Linked DNA regions of Homo sapiens: all the other regions are linked to region 3. The links are chromatin loops, found by intact Hi-C in ENCODE. Cell type or tissue: Calu3. All regions are shown on one strand. Links, peaks and the distances in the headings refer to the core of each region. The heading gives the core; the rest is flanking DNA.

The links. A loop is a pair of places that touch in the nucleus more often than their neighbours do. Peaks named below come from ENCODE experiments on the same cell type or tissue, not always from the same donor. Only the 100,000 strongest peaks of a DNase experiment are listed, where the experiment ranks them.
Region 1: a loop joins it to region 3, with 5 times the contacts of the local background. A loop is called at or near these places in 1 of 110 quality-filtered maps.
Region 2: a loop joins it to region 3, with 2.7 times the contacts of the local background. A loop is called at or near these places in 1 of 110 quality-filtered maps.

The regions. Positions count from the first base shown.
Region 1 is chr3:89,310,104-89,315,103 of GRCh38, forward strand. The region is part of intron 3 of EPHA3 (EPH receptor A3); the gene reads left to right. Among named protein-coding and RNA genes, the nearest start is that of EPHA3, 200 kb to the left of the region's middle. In Calu3, for the core only: no CTCF peak of the experiment used is centred there; no DNase peak of the experiment used is centred there.
Region 2 is chr3:89,695,627-89,700,626 of GRCh38, forward strand. No RefSeq gene overlaps it. Among named protein-coding and RNA genes, the nearest start is that of EPHA3, 590 kb to the left of the region's middle. In Calu3, for the core only: no CTCF peak of the experiment used is centred there; DNase peaks (open chromatin) are centred at 1,995 and 4,345.
Region 3 is chr3:89,786,695-89,794,916 of GRCh38, forward strand. No RefSeq gene overlaps it. Among named protein-coding and RNA genes, the nearest start is that of EPHA3, 680 kb to the left of the region's middle. In Calu3, for the core only: no CTCF peak of the experiment used is centred there; DNase peaks (open chromatin) are centred at 3,867 and 4,367.

The sequences.
Region 1 (5,000 bases), core at 1-5,000, 480 kb before region 3:
ATGTTCACTGACTTCTCTCAGCAGAGTTTTTAATGAGCTGGTACCTGTATAGCCCTTTGAGCAGTTCAGGCCAGGGTTCTTTATATATAAAGCAGACATATAAAAGTAAAAGGCAAGTGAGTAAAAAGCATAATAGTCCATGTGAGTACTAATTGTAAGGGATAGGAAAAAGATACAATATAATAGCTTTAAAGGAAAAATAGAAATTGAAGACCTTATCACAATTATCCTTATAATGCACAGAATAATGTCAGACTGCTTTGGAAAATTCATTAATTTTTTTTAAAGTTAGTATTGATACGAATTTTTGGGGTATATCTTCTCAATGATAAGTAGGTTAACTGAAAAGCACTTTGATTTAGGAGATGAAGTCTAATTTAAATTATGTTAACCCCTTCCTTTCTTATTGTATACTTAGTTTTTACATTTTTTCATAGCCTGGGTCTTACATCCTCCAAATACCTTACCTATTCACCTCTCCAAAAAACAGGGACACAGTCTGTTAAGTAAGTCTAACAGAATATAGATATTATATATACCATGCAATTTAATAGATACTCTATATAGATGTCTATATAGATATTCATAATATATATTAATTAGAAGTAAACTCCTAAAGGTCAATAAACAAAGTGAATTCCCTGATAATTCATCACCTCATGACTTGTCATCTGTTTAACTATAAGAGCTAGATAATTTAATTGGAATGCGGATGTTTTATGACAAATATATGAAGTATCAGCAATAGTAAAAAAGCAAATTTTAGTCTTCTGAAGCTGTCTTAGCCTGTATTTTTTTGAAGCACAGTGATTTGTTGCACAGTCTTTGAAGCCAAAATGCCTAGGTTCTTATCCTGACTCTGCCATTTCCTAACTAGTTACTCCACCTTTCTGCTATTTGGTTTTCTTATCTGTATAATAGTGTTCATAGTGGTACTGCTATAAAGGTCTGTAATGAAGATTAAATAAAATGCTGGAGCGATACCTGGCAAACAGTAAGCATTTTACAAATGGTTGCAGTTATTATTTAAGAAATTATTTTAAGGACAAAAAGTGTATACATATATGATGCCCCTCCCTATGTTATAAAATTAAATAAAATGCATTTCAGATTATGGATTACAAAGAGAAGAAATATAAAATGAAAGCATTTAACGTCAACACATTTCCCTTTGTTCTCCTAACTATGAAACTTGATAAAAGAGTGCTGACATTTTGAAGAAATGGACTTTTTGGTGAATATTACAATTTCTTTGTTCTTGCTTTTGACATTTACTATTTCAACCAACAATCTAAGTGAAACCATGCAAACTTTGGTGCCTAAAATAGGGACAAAAGGTGGTGGTGTGATTTGAGTAACAGAGGAGGATTTTAAAATTCTGCATTTTGTTTCCATATATATCATGTACTTAGCCTGGAAAGAAATAAATTATAATCATAATTGAGTCAAGATATTTTCAGAATTTTGAGACATGCTCAAGTTTAACATTCTCTCCAGTGCTAGCCAAAGGACCCAATGGATTTAGAAGATTCATGGTCCAAGCCATCAACTGTCTCTTAAAATTCATGTTTATTATTCTGGCTTAGTGAATAGGGATTGTCTTTCTTCAGCAAATGCCAGCTCTGGAATTGTTTATTGAGTGTCTACATCATTAAAACTTCCAAGGGACTCTTTGACCTCAAGCGTATGTTTCCTTGGCACAGACACTTGTATTTTCAACACTTCGGAGCTGGCAATATAACTTGGAATATTTTGTATTTAATGTCTGAATAATATCCTGGGATTTGTTGTCCAATGTGAAATGGCCAAGAATATTGAAGAGTGGCTTTGAGGATGACACAAGTAGGTATGATTTTGTTGAAAAGGTGAGAAAAGAGGGGCACAGAAAACAAAAACAAAATCCTTAAAGAAAATTAAATAACAAATAAAAGACATAGAGGTAGAAGTATAGAACCTATATAGTTTATCAAATCTTTGCACCTCAGTTTTCTATGGTCAGCACATTACTCCCTATGTATTTCCTGGTTTCACTTCTTTCAGGACTTTTGGTCACATATATTTATAACCTCTGATAATAATATAATCAAAATGTAATGTAAACAATATTGCTGAAGGACTTAGTGCACTTAAAGATTATAATAATGTTTGTCTTTGATTTTTATTTATTAATTCCATGCATTTCAAGAAAACTCTGAAGTTGGGGAAGACGTTTTTTAGAGAAAGCTTAAAATGTGAGAGTTCATTCGCAGTTACGCAATTCTGGTTTTTTTTTTTTGTAGATTTATTAAGATTTTCTACATACACAGTCATGGTTTATGAAATAAAGACAGTTTTAATTATTCCTTTCTGATCTTATCTTTCTTCTTTAAATTGTGTGCATTTTGCCTCAGTTTTTTCCGTTTTTAGCTTGATATATTTATAAGTATTATTTTTTCTTATTATATTGATATTTTCATTATACCCGTTATAGTTTCTTTTCTTTTCAATTTTTATTTTAAGTTCAAGGATACATGTGCAGGTTTGTTACATAAGTAAACTTCTATCATGGGAGTTTGTTGAACAGATTATTTCATCACCCAGGTATTAACCCTAATATCCATTAGTTATTTTTTCTGATGCCCTCCCTCCTCCCACCTACCATGCTCCAGAAGGCCCCAGTGTGTGTGGTTCCTCACCATGTGTCCATACCTTCTCATCATTCAGCTCCCACTTATAAGTGAGAATATGCGGTGTTTGGTTTTCTGTTCCTGTGTTCGTTTGCTGAGGATAATGGCTTCCAGTTCCCTCCATGTCCCTGTAAAGGACATAATCTTGTTATTTTTTATGGCTGCATAATATTCCCTGGTATATATGTACCACATCTTCTTTATCTGGTCTGTAATTAATGGGCATTTAGGTTGATTCCGGGTCTTTGCTATTGTGAATTGTGTTGCAGTGAACGTATGTGTGCATGTGTCTTTATAATAATATTATTTGTATTCCTTTGGGTATATACCCAGATATTATTATTTTCCTTGAATCCGTTTTGTGCAATAATAGAGTTATGCCAATTATTTTATTTTACAATATGCATAGTAATCTTCTTTAATCTTTCCACTTTCAAATTATTTTTGTTTCTAAATTTAAAGTATCTATCATTTCTTACAGATAGCATATAATTGGATCTTGATTTTTAAATTTAATCTGACAAATTCTGCTATATGTTTGAAAAGTTTCATTCCCTCACATTTAATTTAAACAGTACATTTGGCTTTAGGTTTGCCATTTGCTATTTGTTTTCTGCTTCTCTCAATGATGTTTCGTTCTTCTGTTTTTCCTTTAATCTTTTGTTTTTGTTACACTGTTAGTTTAACAAAATGATTAGTAAATATGTAATTTTCAATCCTCCATTGACCTTCTTGCATTATCTGTTCATATTTTCTCTAGTGATTTCAATGTTTATCTGTAACTTATTACAATATACTTCAAGTGGGCACTAAATTACTTCTGGTTAAATATAGGAAATTTTCATAAGTCTATGTCCTCTGTAGGTTCCATGCTGTTGTTTCCATATGTATTATATCATATATTTTATAAAGCCAAATATACAGTCTTATGTTTACTTTAAAGTAGTCATGTGACTTTTAAACAATTTGAAAAGAGATATATTAGTGAATGGTAACAAAAAGTGAATAAAAGCAAAAATTATCACTTCCCCATTACACCTGTCATTCCAGCCTCTAAGTACTACATATTGTTGTTTAAAACTGTCAGCAGTAAAATAAAAAGAAATATTCTCTTGTTATCATGGCAGGTATATATTTTTTATAAAGTAAACTATTCTTTTAAGAATTTAAAATTTGATTTTTTTAGTGGGAATAACTTAGAAGTAAGTTAATTTTAATATTAATTTGATGCTGTATGTACACACACACATGAAGAATTAATGTTGTGTAATACTTTTCATTTGACTAGGCATCTCAACATGCCCTTGTCCATTTGGTTATATTTGAGGTAGCTGCTATCATGGAATTTTTCACAGAAGTCAAATATGTTTTGAGAGGTCAATTTCACTATCTCAAATCATATAGTCAAATTTCAAATTTTGTCAAATTTAGTTGCTATCTTCACCATAAAATAATCAGCACAAGGTCAAATTAATGTTTGCCCCTATATAAAAGCTACTTTTCTATTTTCTAAAGTTTCTGATCAGTATTTTAGGTTTTGTTTCTTCTCATAGTGATGTTAGAGGTATGTGACTAACTTTTTTATATAAATTATGAGGATCACATGGGGGCAAATAAGATTTTTTTTTCAAACAAAGATCTTTAATAGTGTGGGAATCAATGCTAATGTGATACAAAGCAATCTATACTGTATTAATCAAAGATCCAAAGCACCCTGATTATAAAGAGTGAAAGCTCATGCAAATAAATTATGAAAGAATACAAATGAAGACACACTTACATGACTGCCTCATTTCCAGAGCCTGGTGACAGTCCTGCTGTTCTCAGCATGCTGCTTCATGATGACCTCATCAGTAACATAAGATGCATTCAGCTATCTGGCACCTAGATGGCAGCCTACAAAATCTAAACACAGTGATTTCAAATGGACCATAAAGCCTGGCTAAAATCTTACAAATTAGTAATAGAAATACCTGTTACATCATGACATCATTTGGGTACACTCAGCAAATTATTCCCTGATGGAAATTATTTGAAAAAAATATATATGCAGTTATGCGTTACTTAACAACGGGAGTACATTCTAAGAAATGCATCCCTGGGTGATTTTGTCGTTGTGCAAATATCATAGAATGTACTTACACAAACCTAGATAGTATAGCTTACCACATACTTTGGCTTTATGGTGTAGCCTTTTGCTCCTAGGCTACAAATCTGTACAGCATGTTATGGCACTGATTAGTGTTAAGGAAATAATAACACACTGGTATTGTGTATCTAAACATATCTAAACATAGAAAAGGTATAGTAAAAATATGGCATTATAATCTTATG
Region 2 (5,000 bases), core at 1-5,000, 93 kb before region 3:
CTCCCTGGGAGAAGCAAGTTACCAGTATTTCATATAAATTCCTCTCCCCAGCCCCCTGCAGCTTGGCTTTGCAAAGCTAAATTTCAGGTGAGTAAGGCTGATATTGGGGTCTCTCTTCATTTTCCCAGCCCTCACTCATAGGTGGAAGTTTGATGCCAGGAATGGTAGGCAGGGAATACTGTGGCCTCAATCACCTACACCCTAGCAAACTCACAAGGTTCCCAAACTCACAAGGTTCCACACCAGGAAAGGGAAGCCAAAACAACCAGAGTCTACTTTCCCTGTCCAGCACCCTGCTCATAAATGAGAAGCATCATGCCAGGAGAAGTGTGCCACTGGCCTTGCCCACTGCTCCGGATCCCCAGTTCAGAGATTATACACAGGAAAGACAAACCATAGGAATGGGGAGATCCAAAAATCTCCCTCCCACCAACAAAATGACTTTATTCAGAACAGGGTATAGGAAAGTTTAGAACTAAAAGTCCTCTTGAATCAATGGAGATTCTGGTGGTTTGCAATGAAAAGAAGGCTAGTAGTGTAACTGAGTCCCCAGATTTTTCTAAGAGATAGTTTATTTTCCTCTTTCTTCTTTCTTTTCTCTTTCATCCTTTTTTCCACTCCCACTTAGCTCTTTAGAAATGCAATTATAGCCTTCTACTTCCTTTTCACCAGACACTCTCTACAGGGCAAGTTCATCTGACTATGTGTTTAGAAGTTCCAGCGCTAAACTCTTACACACCAGGAGGTTGCCTTGAGAGATAGTCAATTTACAGCCCAAAGTTACCTGCTAGAGAGTTCTTTGGCTGCCTTTACAGTGTATCTCTGCCCATGAAGCCACCAACCCAACTGCTTGGTAAATAAGGCACTAAAGCAAGTATGCAGGCTCCACACCTGCTCACTTCTGCCTCTGTGTAGTCCCCCCACTTTAAAAGTGCCCACATTCTGCTTCAAAAACAAAGCAGTATCCTTAAGGCAGAAAGCCTCTACTTCTTCCCCTAAGCAAGCTTTGAATGAAAAAGTCACTTTCTTTATACCAGACCTTGCTCTTGTTAATTGGACTCTGCAATTGGTGAGGTACTGAACCTGTGCTTTGGTTGCATGAGAAGAAGAAAAACTATACATCAGCTAGTTTACCAAAGAGAAGCAGGAAAATGAATGGCTAAGAAGGTCTTCGTGGGGTCAGAACAAACCTCAAAACTGGCCTTGTTAACAGTGGGTAGCTTATCAACCATGAGTGGGCAGGAGAGGGCCTCCCCTCCATCCCCCCATATCCCCCCACCCCCCACCACCAGGAATGTCAGATGACCATCAGGTGATGGGCAGGTGGTTGTTACACTGTTTCTCTAAAATAATAATGGGTCGTAGCTGGTGCCAGGAAACAGCAGTCCTCCAACAGAAAAAACCCAAGACTGGTGATCAGAAACTTCCTGTTAAGATCTCAGGAGTTGGGCGAGTGGGCTCAAGCATGCATATTAAGAGGCAAAATGGCAGAGTTTACCTGGTGTATGACCTTCTAGGAACACTCGACTGGTAAGGGAAGAATACCCCAAGCATGCATACCTACAACTCCAGTAAACACACTGTGTGTGCAGCCCCTCCCAAGTGCCAGCAGGCCACTGCGCATGCAGATGGCCCACCCTAAGGGAAGAATCAGGGGAGAAGTAATGCAAGACCCCAGAAGCATGCTGGCATATAGAACCCCAAGTCAAAAGGTCAAACCATGCACTTAATCTCTCAAGTTGCCCTCTTGGCCCTCTTCCAATTGTACTTTACTTCCTTTCATTCCTGCTCTTGTAACTGCCCAAGGGGTTTACCTAGCCTGCCTTCTGGACAGAGCTGATTCATCAAGATAAGGGAATTGCAATAGAGTAATTCACACAGAGGCGGCTGTACAGGAGACTGGAGTTTTATTATTACTCAAATCAGTCTCCCTGAGCATTCCGGGAGCAGAGTTTTTAAGGATAACTTGGTGTGTGGGGGTAAGCCAGTGAGCCAGGAGTGCTGATTGGTCAGGACGAAATCACAGGGAGTCAAAGCTGTCTTCCTGAGCTGAATCAGTTCCTGGCTTGAGAGGCCACAAGATCAAATGAGCCAGTTCATTGATCTGGGTGGCGTGGCGCCAGCTGATCCATCAAGTGCAGGCTCTGCAAAATATTTCAAGCACTAATCGTAGCAGCAGTTTAGGGAGGCTCAGAATCTTGTGGCCTCCCGCTACATGACTGCTAAACTGTAATTTTTAATCTTGTGGCTATTGTTAATCTAGTCTCCAGGCAAGGAGGAGGTCTGCTTTGTGAAAGGGCTGTTACTATCTTTGTTTAAACTATAAATTACAAACTAAGTTTCTTCCAAAATTAGTTCAGCCTATACCCAGGAATGAACAAGGACAGCGTGGAAGTTGGAAGCAAGATGGAGTCGGTTAAGTTGGATCTCTTTCACTATCTCAGTCATAATTTTGCAAAGGTACTTTCACTCTAAAGCTTTTTAATAAGCTTTCACCTTGGCTCTAAAACTTGCCTTGGTCTCTCTCTCTTTCCCTCAGTCTAATTCTTTCTGAGGAGGTAAGAATTGAGGTTGCTGCAGACCCATATGGATTCACCACCACTAACAGCTTCAAAATCTTTCCCTACAAAATGACTCATATTTAACGGATCAGAATGTGGAGCAATTTTTACTTTAGGTTTTTGTTGAAGACAATAGAATGATCAGCTGATATTAGTGGGACCTAGCAGCAGGATGTGATACTAACAGAAGTCTGAGCAGAGCAAGCAGGTAGACAGACAGTCAAAGAAAAGCCCTGTTAAAACCACAGTCATCCTAGGGTGACTGTATTCATGCCTAAGGCAGCACCTTCTTAGAAGTGACACCAGAAGCTTCACATTGTAGGGAAAATAGATTTCACTAAGTTATTTTGGCCAAGTTACTAAAAAAATAAGCAAGTTCATGTGAGGGGAAAAAATTTAGTACCCAGAGTTGCTACAACATATACTCTCAAATGTCTAGTTTTTAACAATAACAACAAAAATACGAGACCCGCAAGGGAGCAGGAGTATGACTCATACACAGGGGGAAATACCAGTAAAAAAAGGCCAAATGTTGAAGTAAACACTCAAAAACTTCAAAACACCAATGGTAAATATGTTCAAGAAAGGAAAGGGAATCATGCTTTACAAAAGTAAAGGAAGTTTTGGTTTTGAGGGTTTTTTTTCAAGATGGCAGATTGGAGGCAGTGTTAGCATGCCTCTCCCACTGGGACGCACAGAATAGTGGGTACAGATTCACACTGAGAAATTTTTCCCCTAGAACCACCACAGGAACATAGAAGGAAAACCAAAAGAATCCACAGACCCTCTGAAAGAAGCGACAGGCTACAGCCTCCTCCATGAGACAGGCAGAACACTGTACATTCCCAGAGTGTGAGAGGTGGAGAGTCTGCCTCCAAGCACACATCCCTATCAAGTAATCTGAAAATCCAGATCATGGTAGAAGGCCTTAACCCTACCCAGAGCTGGAGTGGATTCAGGAAGTGGTGTGAAATATACGAGTAGAAGCAGCAGCGGGAAGTGCATTGTAGGCATTTTCAGTGTCCAGAGTGAACGGAGGAAAGCCATTCCTGACTATGCCTCACAGGGGCCCTTGGGGAAGTCAGTCAATGAGTTCAGGGAGGGGTCACAGGGTGAAAGAAGCTCCCAGATGAATTTTGTGATATAATCTTGAGTGGGGACAAACTCCCTTGAACAAAACCAGGCGGATGAATGGGAAATGTGCTGCAGACACAAGCACAGAGCCGGGCACCTGGCCTCACAAGCAGACAGGGAGAGGCGTGGTCTGAGAGCCCTGATTGCTGTCTCTTCAGGGAAGTTTATGGCCTGGGCAGGTCTGAGTTCTGTGTGCAGACTGCCAGAATCTAAACTCATTGTTGTTGGTGGAGGACTGTGGGAGCAAGACCGGCCTCACCAACTGCATGGGAGCTGGATGAGGCTTACTGCTGCCTGCTACTCTCTACTCCTTTTGCTAACTTTTCTGTACAGCAGATACAGTTATATGTCCTTCTGGAACATTACCCCAGTGGCCTGAGAACCAGCCCCTATCTCCAACAGGAGCTGCACTCTGTCTTGCCCAAGGAGAATCTGAGTTCAGACCAACCTAAACCTGCCCCTACCTGGTGATATTTCTTCACCCACCCTGGTATCTTAACACAAAGGACATAAACTTTTGGGAGCTTTATGTTCTCACCCATTGCATGAGTAACCAGAATACTTCCCCTGGACAGCTTAGAGCAAGTTTAAAATCCCACTGCTACTACCACAACTGGTGCTCTCTTGAAAGCGCCACCTCCTGGCTGGAGGCCAACTGTATTGATTCATTCTTATGTTGCTATAAAGAACTGCCCAACACTGGGTGGTTTAATTAAATCACAGTTCTGCAGGGCTGGGGAGGCCTCAGGAAACTTACAATTAGGGCAGAAAGAGAAACCAACACATCCTTTTAACATGGTGGCAGGAAGGAGAAGAATGACTGCCCAACAAAGTGGGAAACTCCTTATAAAACCATCAGATCTCATGAGAATGCACTCACTATCACAAGAACAGGATGGGGGAAACTGCCCACATGATTCAATTATCTATACCTGGTCCCTCCGTGACACATGGGATTATGGGAACCACAATTCAAGATGAGATTTCCGTGGGGACACAGCCAAACCATATTATTTCACTCATGGCTCCTCCCAAATCTCATGTCCTCACATTTCAGAACACAATCATGCCCTTCCAACAGTCCCCCAAACTCTTAACTCATTTCAGCATTAACACAAAATTCCAAGTCCAAAGTCTCATCTGAGACAAAGTAAGTCCCTTCCATCTATGAGCCTGTAAAATCAAAAGCAAGTAAGTTACCTCCTAGATACAATGGGGGTACAGCCATTGGGTAAATTCACCCATTCCAAATGGGAGAAACTGGCCAAAGCAAAGTGGCTACAGGCCCCATGCAACTCTGAAAGC
Region 3 (8,222 bases), core at 1,728-6,727:
GTGTTAATTGTTTATGCATGACTTTGAACATACAATAACATTTAAAAAACCCAGTTAAGGGTTATTGGAATGGCTTTGTTTAACGTTTCTTGCTCTTCATAAACAGCTATCCTACACAGAAAGGTCGCAAAGAGTTTCAGCAGCCCTCTTCTCCATACTGATCCTCTTTACCTCTTATTACATAAACAAGACCAGTGACTTAGTAGGCTTTTCTCTCCCCCATATTGGACATAATTTCAAAAGAGAGGCTTTTAACCCACCGAACTAGGTCTGTGACTGCTCTCTGATTTCCCTTCACGTGGATTTCATGTAACCAATTATCTCCGATATTATTCTCATGGTACTGCACATAGGCTGTCTCTTGAGAGCCAAAATACCAAAAATCAAGTAAAGTAATCCAAGAGAACTGAAATTCTCATATTCTCCCACTCAAGGAAAATTTTTGTTATTTTTGCTTATTTTGGGAGCAATATTATACTATGTGGTAAACAGTTAATTTTCTATAAAAAAGACTCAAAGTCCTGCATATGTCCTCTCCCTTCGTAGTCGCACAATTTACGTTAAAGACAGACAGAAACAGTGAAATTCAGAGTATGTCATCTGTGCCTTTTTTTTTCTCTTTTTCTTTTCTTGGTGGTGGTGGTGGTGGTGGAGGAGGGTCCTTATTGACTACCAGGTGGATTTTTACCATAAATGGATATCATTTCAAACTGCTCTAACATTCACAGTTTTCAATATACAGAGAAATCTGAAGCCAAGTGAGCTCTTCTTCTTCCTCTTTTTCCTAGTGAACACTTTACGTAGCTATTATGAGATGGTGTCTTCAAAAATTCCTCTCTCTGAGATTCCTTTTACTGAATATAATATCCCTCCCTACTTGGAAATGTGAGAAGGCCTATATATTTCCCATTTCTTGACTGTTCTGGCAATTTTCCCTGAGAAGGAGGAAAAACCCTATAAAATTTCTTTTGGTCCCCAAAGCAGAAACATCTGCTGGAGTCATGAGTAGTTGGCGCTGCTGCTCAGCTCCAGCCTGGAGTTGATTATCTCTCCTGCTTTACCAGTGTTCGTGTAGTCAGTAAGGAACACACGGGAAGTTTCTGGGAAGACTCATTATAAATAATGGGAACAGGGAAGAGAAGAAAGAGGGAAAAGGTTCAAGCTACTTTGGCCGATGCATTTTATGAGTTTCACAAACTAAAATCATTAGACCACCAAACTGCTTGATAAGAAATCAAGACCTAAAAAAAATAATAAAAAAAAAAATCAGGACATTGTTTTCTGTAAATACAGCTGCTTGGCAAAAGCAAATAAGAAGAGTGACAAATTGTTGGTTGAATTTTATTTTCCTACCAGAAAAAAAAAAAAAAAAAAAAGGTTATTTTAAGTAGCAGTCTGGGGAAAGAATTAGTTGCTTACTTCTCTGAAAGTTGTCAATTGCATGTTACCTCACTGTGGAGTTGGCAGTGAGTAGCATTTCCTGGGTTGAGTGCACAGGCATTTTTATTATTCGAAATAGTTTAACAGGTGCAAGTCAGGTCCTGCTAGAAATGCTTATATATGGCAATGTACTGAACTCTTTCCTAAATTAATTCACTTCACCCAATGCACAAGATTATGTGGCAAGATCTTTGGTGTGCTGTCAATTCAATCAGTTACTTAACAGATGAAAGTAACCCTAGTTTTTTGCATCCTCCAGTAACTCTGACAATTTTATTATTTTTCAACCATCGGCTTTTCTAATGTAACAACTGACAGGGTCAAAATGCTCTCTGTCATTCTGACAGGATTTACAGGGGGGAAATGAACAGATTAGATTGAAAAGGTCCTGATATAAAGATTTAGAATAGAATTTCAATGCACTTATGTACAGAAGGAAGGGTTAACTAGTGGAGTGTGGGAGAGTGTCTATGGAATAAAGTTAATTGGTGTAAGTGGAGGTGACTTTCTGAGACAGGAGTTCTCACACTGACTGCATCAGAAAGCCCCTGAGTGCTTGTTGAAACACACATTGCTGTCCCCCAACCCCCAGTCAAAGACGCTGATCCAGTAGATGTGGGGCAAAGCCCAGGGATTTGCATTTCATAGTTTCCAGGTGCTGATCACAGAGCAGTCCTGAGAACCATACATTTTGAACCACTGTGGTAAGAGACAGTGGGGAAATCAAGTCAGAATCCCAGAGTGTATAACTAAGAGAGAGGCTCCTTGGATTTCCATGCTAGTAAACTACTAACCAGTTGTCAATGATAGCACAGGCTCACTTTCTTCTAATTCTAAATTCATCTTTAGATGAAGGGGCACAGTTTCATTCTACGATAGTCTAAGGTGACTCCTATTTGATGCAACTGTCCTCCCATTTCTTATCCCTATGTCTATATTGCTATATTCATGATTTTCTTCAGATGTGGCTTTTTTGACAATTAATTATTCTGATGACTCAGTGACTTTTCATTGATTTCATATTAAAGTCAATTCTACTCCAGTAGCACCCCATAAATGCCTAGAGACATCAACACAGAGGCAAGTTTCTTCTTACAATTTAGTTTGATTTTCTATCATAAACAATATTAACTTCTCACTTGTATACTCTCCAGAGTAAATTCTCAGCCTCACTCACATTTTTCAGGTGAGATTTACACCCTAGAGGAGTGTCCTCTGCTCTGGTCTCAGGCAACACGCACCTACCTCTGATATATTTTCTTATTAACTTCCCATGTTTCTACTTCATCAATAATCCATCACCACCTTTTATCAATACATGCATACACAAACAACCTCATTTGCCTGGAATCTTTGAGGATGATGCCTTAATGAATTCCTTGGTTGTTGAAGGCTCCTCTAAAAAATGTTTTTTATTTGTTTGTTTTGTTTTGTTTTTGAGACAGAGTTTCACGCTTATAGCCCGGACTGGAGTGCAATGGCGCAATCTTGGCTCACTGCACCCTCCCCCCGCCAGGTTCAAGCAATTCTCCTGCCTCAGCCTCCTGAGTAGCTCAGATTACGGGCGCCCGCCACCATGCCCAGCTAATTTTTGTATTTTTAGTAGAAACCAGGTTTCGCCATGTTGGCCATGCTGCTCTCGAACTCCTAACCTCAGGTCATCCGCCCACCTCGGCCTCTCAAAGTGCTGGGATTACAGGCATGAGCCACTGTGTCCGGCCTAAAAAATGTTTTTAATACTAACTTTTGTACTAATGTGGAAGTTTGACTGAAAGCATTTCTTGATAACTCAGTCTCATCCTAATAAACCTGTATTTTAGTGGTTTGTTATATTCCCATGGTTTATGATAAGGACTGTAAAGACCATTGAGACTTCTACAATAATATAGTAAATGGCTCTGGGCCACATGGATCATTTAATTTTTAATGTTTTATTTGGAACTACTGTTAAACCTTTAAGAAAGTTGCAAGATAGTAGAAAATCTTCTTCTGTCTCTCACCCTGCTTCTCCTAATGTTAATATCTGACATAACCATGGTATAATTATGAAGAACAGGAAATTAACATTGGTATCATAGTCTTAACTGAATTTCATCTCTTATTTGTATTTCATTAATTTTACACTAATGTCCTTTATCTTTTCCAGCACTTTGCCTAGGATCCCACATTGCATTTAATTAACAGTGTTTTCATTTATAGACACTTCTTAGTATCTGCCCCACCTCTAACAGCTCCTCAGACTTTTCTTGTTTTTCATAACCTCGACACTTTCTGAACCCGAAGTGTGGATGTGAGGGAACCCCAAATGTGGATGTGAGGAAAACACAAGTGCAAATATTAACAAACTAACTAGAGTTCTGTTGACAAACTGACTCAGAAAGAAAGGCTATGGCCAGGCACGGTGACTCAGTCTGTAATCCCAGCCCTCTGGGAGGCCGAGGTGGACAGATCACCTGAGATCAGTAGTTTGAGGTTTGAGACCAGTTTGGCCAACATGGCAAAACCCTGTCTCTACTAAAAATACCAAAAAAAAAAAAAAAAAAAAAAAATTAGCTGGCAATGGTGGTGCATGCTTGTAATCCCAGCTACTTGGGAGGCTAAGGCAGGAGAAACACTGGAACCCAGGAGGCAGAGGTGGCAGTGAGCTGCAATTGTGCCACTGCACTCCAGCCTGGGAAATAAAGTGAGATTCTGTCTCCAGAAAAAAAAAAAAAAAAAAAGGACTAGCGAACAAGACCTAATCTAGTTATCTTTTAGATAAACCTATGGTATGCTTGGTGAAATACCTAGAAACAATGAGCCCCGTATAGGTCTTACCATAGCTGACATCAGAAAAAACTTTTGTGACTGGGTGCGGTGGCTCATGCCTGTAATCCCAGCACTTTGGGAGGGCAAGGCAAGCAAGCAGATCGCCCAAGGTCAGGAGTTCAAAACCTGCCTGGCCAACACAGGAAAACCCCATCTCTACTAAAAATACAAAAATTAACTGGGTGTGGTGGTGTGCACCTCTAGTCCCAGCTACTCGGGGAAAGCTAAGCAGGAGAATCAATTGAACCCAGGAGGTGGAGGTTGTGGTGAGCTGAGATCACGCCACTGCACTCCAGCCTAGGCAACAGAGTGAGACTCTGTCTCAAAAAAAAAAAGAAAAAAGAAAATACTTTTGTCACTTCTATCATCCATCCCTTGGTTCATATTTCTGCTGTAGTTAATCCAAACAAAAATAGTAATAAATATGTAGTAAAAATTAAAAAGATACATAAGTTAAGTGGTTGTTGCTTTATTTTATTATACAGCCTTGGAATTAACATTTTATAATTTTTAAATTCAAGAACTTTTACATTTATAATCCAGCAGCAATATTCATACTAAAATGTTTCATCAGAATGCCAGTATTAAAAGGGCATATTTCTGGGATTAAGTATTGGGGTAATTTGGGGTAAAATGGAGGGTGTTCTCTATTATAGATAATTTGTAATACCATTTGGTTCCAAAAATATGTTTCTCTGTAAAAATAAAACAAATCACTAAATATAATGATTATATATAATGCTAAAACAAGGAAGATTAATATAGAATTTTTATACTGTACAGTTATCTCTTCTGATACTATAGAAGTGATTTTGGATGAAACTGCATGATCAGTTCAGAGATTGTACATTTTTTATGTGGGCCAAGAGTAAATTTCACAACACACTCTGAATTTTTCAGAAAAATCAAGTAACTCCCAACTCCCACTCTTCAATAATAATTATTATATCACACATGTTTTAAGCTTACTCTCCTCTTCCTTGCTATTAGAGTGGTCGAGAAATCTAAATAAAAATTTGTGGTATTAAAAGAAATAAAGGCAGGACCGTTACAATTCAACGCAGCATGAGAGCGTCTATTACGCACATTGGCCATGCCTGAGGGGTTCATAGAAGTCAGCTCAGCTCTGTAAGTGCCAATATTGGAAGCATCATCACCTATGTGCAAACTCCCTAGATACATTGTAGAGCCATTATTCTTCAAAGTCCTGTCACCTCCTACCTGGGTGTCATGAGGTGATGCAGTGCTATTCATGATGTGGGCTCACTAAACTCCTGGGCTTTTTACCAAAGGAAGGGATCTTCACCTCCCTCATGGCCAGCCCCTGTCATCACCTCTACTTCTCGAATTATTCCCTTGCATTCTCTCCTTTTCACAAATATCCCACAACATTTTTCCCTTCTTTCTTAAAAAGTGCATTTGCTCTTTTATTATGATACTATAGAAGTGTTGTGAATACCCTAGCAACATTGTCTACAATTTCAGAGAATGGAAAATGTTAAACAAGAAGGCAGTGTCTGAGTAAATCAAGTCAAGACAAGTTATGGAGTTAAAAAAGTTATAGAAAAACATGAAATGAAGTAAAAATGTACAATATATGTTATTCAGTGAAAATATCTCACATCTTAAACATCCACTGAGAACTGTCCCCTCACTAAATAAACTTGAAGCTCTCCTCTTATTTCCAAAATGTGGTTGGGGAATGATGCATTAAACTCAATTCATTTTTTCTCTTATGACATGTGATGTAATAAATGTATCTTCAAAGCTTACATTACATTATTATGTTAAATTATGTGAGTGTTGATAGATTCTATAGGCAAAATCTTTAAAAATTGTAAGTTTTAAACTACTAAATCTATACAGAAGGAAAAGTGTTATATGTTGAATTATCAAACTCTCAGATTGGAGAAAAGGAAGAAGAGAAGAAAGAAAGCCTGATATTAGAGGGAGGAGATGTTAATAGACATATCAGTGCAAAGATCATCAAATATATTGAAACAGAAAAACTGATGCCTCCAAATTCCTAAAGCTGTCCCATATTGCATGATGTTGTGTGTTAATATTTAACAATGTTTTAACTTTATAGATAAGGCAGTCACTGATTTCTCTACATCATCAGGTTTGGGAAGCATGTGAAATACTTGCCACAACACTATACACACTTGCCATGATAACCATGCCCATTCATCACAGCAGTCTGTAGTGCTGAATCCTAAGGAAATCTTAAAATCTATTCAACATTATTGAATAGTTCCAAGCACCTACCATTTATGGACTGGAGTCAATAATTGACTCTCCTGGATCTCTCTGTTTGCCTTGAAGAAGGCTTCATCACTTTAGTCTATGTTTCATATATCGGCACTGTGTTATTTAGGGTAGATTACACTGCTATAATGAAAAAACTCAGAAATGTATGTTGCTGGAATGCAATAGACGTTTCTTTCCTTTTTATGCAACAGTCTAAGGTGTTTATTTTTGGTTTGCAGAAGGTATTCATCCACATTAATATTCAATGATCCAAACACCTTACATTTTGTGGCTCCCTCTCAATTGCTATTTCATCATCGTCATCTTTAGCCAGACAGCAAAAACGAAGAGAGAACATAACGGAAACAAATATCTGTCTCAAACAAATATCTGTCTCAGAAATGATTCACATGACTTCCTATCACATTTTATTGATAAGGTCTAGTCAGGACTCGACTTTAAGAAAGCCTGGTGAAGGTATTTTAGCCTTGATCTCCAATGCAATCCTGAGAGATTGTAACTACAGAAGGAGAGATACAACTTGGGTGGGTGGTTAATAATCTCTATGACATGCACCACTGTCCTCTGATTGCAGTTGCTGGAATTGCAAGCACTAATTTCAGAAGACAGTACTGCATCTCCATCTTATTGAAGTGTGGTTGTAGTTTTAGGGTTTGAATGACTGAGAAGCAAGCACAGGGACATATTTCAAGATACACAAAAAATAAGGATAAAAATGAATCTTTTTATTTCAGGAAATATATTGATATTCACTGTGCCGCAGGGTCAAAATCTCACACTTGAATAGATGGGAGGAACAATTATTTTCTAAAAATTATATGAAAATTAAACTGCCAAATTTGCACTAAAATAGACATTTGTAAAAACTGCTTGCAATGGGAATAAATCTGAAGGAAAGAAAAATGCTTTATACAGTAGCCCCCATCCCTTATAGAAGGTTTCACTTTCTGCAGTTTCAGTTGCCCATAGATAAATGCATTCCAAAAACAGTAAATGAAAATAATTCCAGAAATAAATAATTTGTAAGTTTTAAATTTCATACCATTCTGAGTAGTGTGATGAAATCTCACGCTGTCCCACTCCATCTCATCTGAAGTCTTTGCCCATGCCTATGTCCTGAATGCTATTGCCTAGGTTTTCTTCTAGGGTTTTTATAGTTTTAGGTTTTACATTTAAGTCTTTAATCCATCTAGAGTTAATTTTTGTGTAAAGTGTAAGGAAGGGGTTCAGTTTCAGTTTTCTGCATATGTCTAGTTTTTCCTGCATCTCAGCAGGGATGGAAACCATCCCTTTGTCCATGCCATATATGCTACCCATCCCTTTGTCACTTAGCAGCTGTCTTAGTTATCAGATAAGAAGAAACCTCATATATAGGGTTTGGCGGCTTCAGGCATCCACTGGGAGTCTGGGAACATCAAGGGGAGACTACTTTATTTACCTTAATACATGTGAGAAATGCCAAACCATAGAATGTTTCTTATTTTCCATTTTTGACTCCATATGTTTCAATATTTACATTTTGGGATCTGAGAGTGAGACAGATGTAGTTACATTTTTGAAGCCAAGAAAGTCATTATCTTCGAAACAACAAAATGCAAGTCCAAAAATAATTATAAATATACCTGTCATCTGGCTTGTCCAGGCAAAGAAGGGCTGAAAAGCAATATAAAAGCATAAAAGCAGCTTATCATTCATTGAAGTTC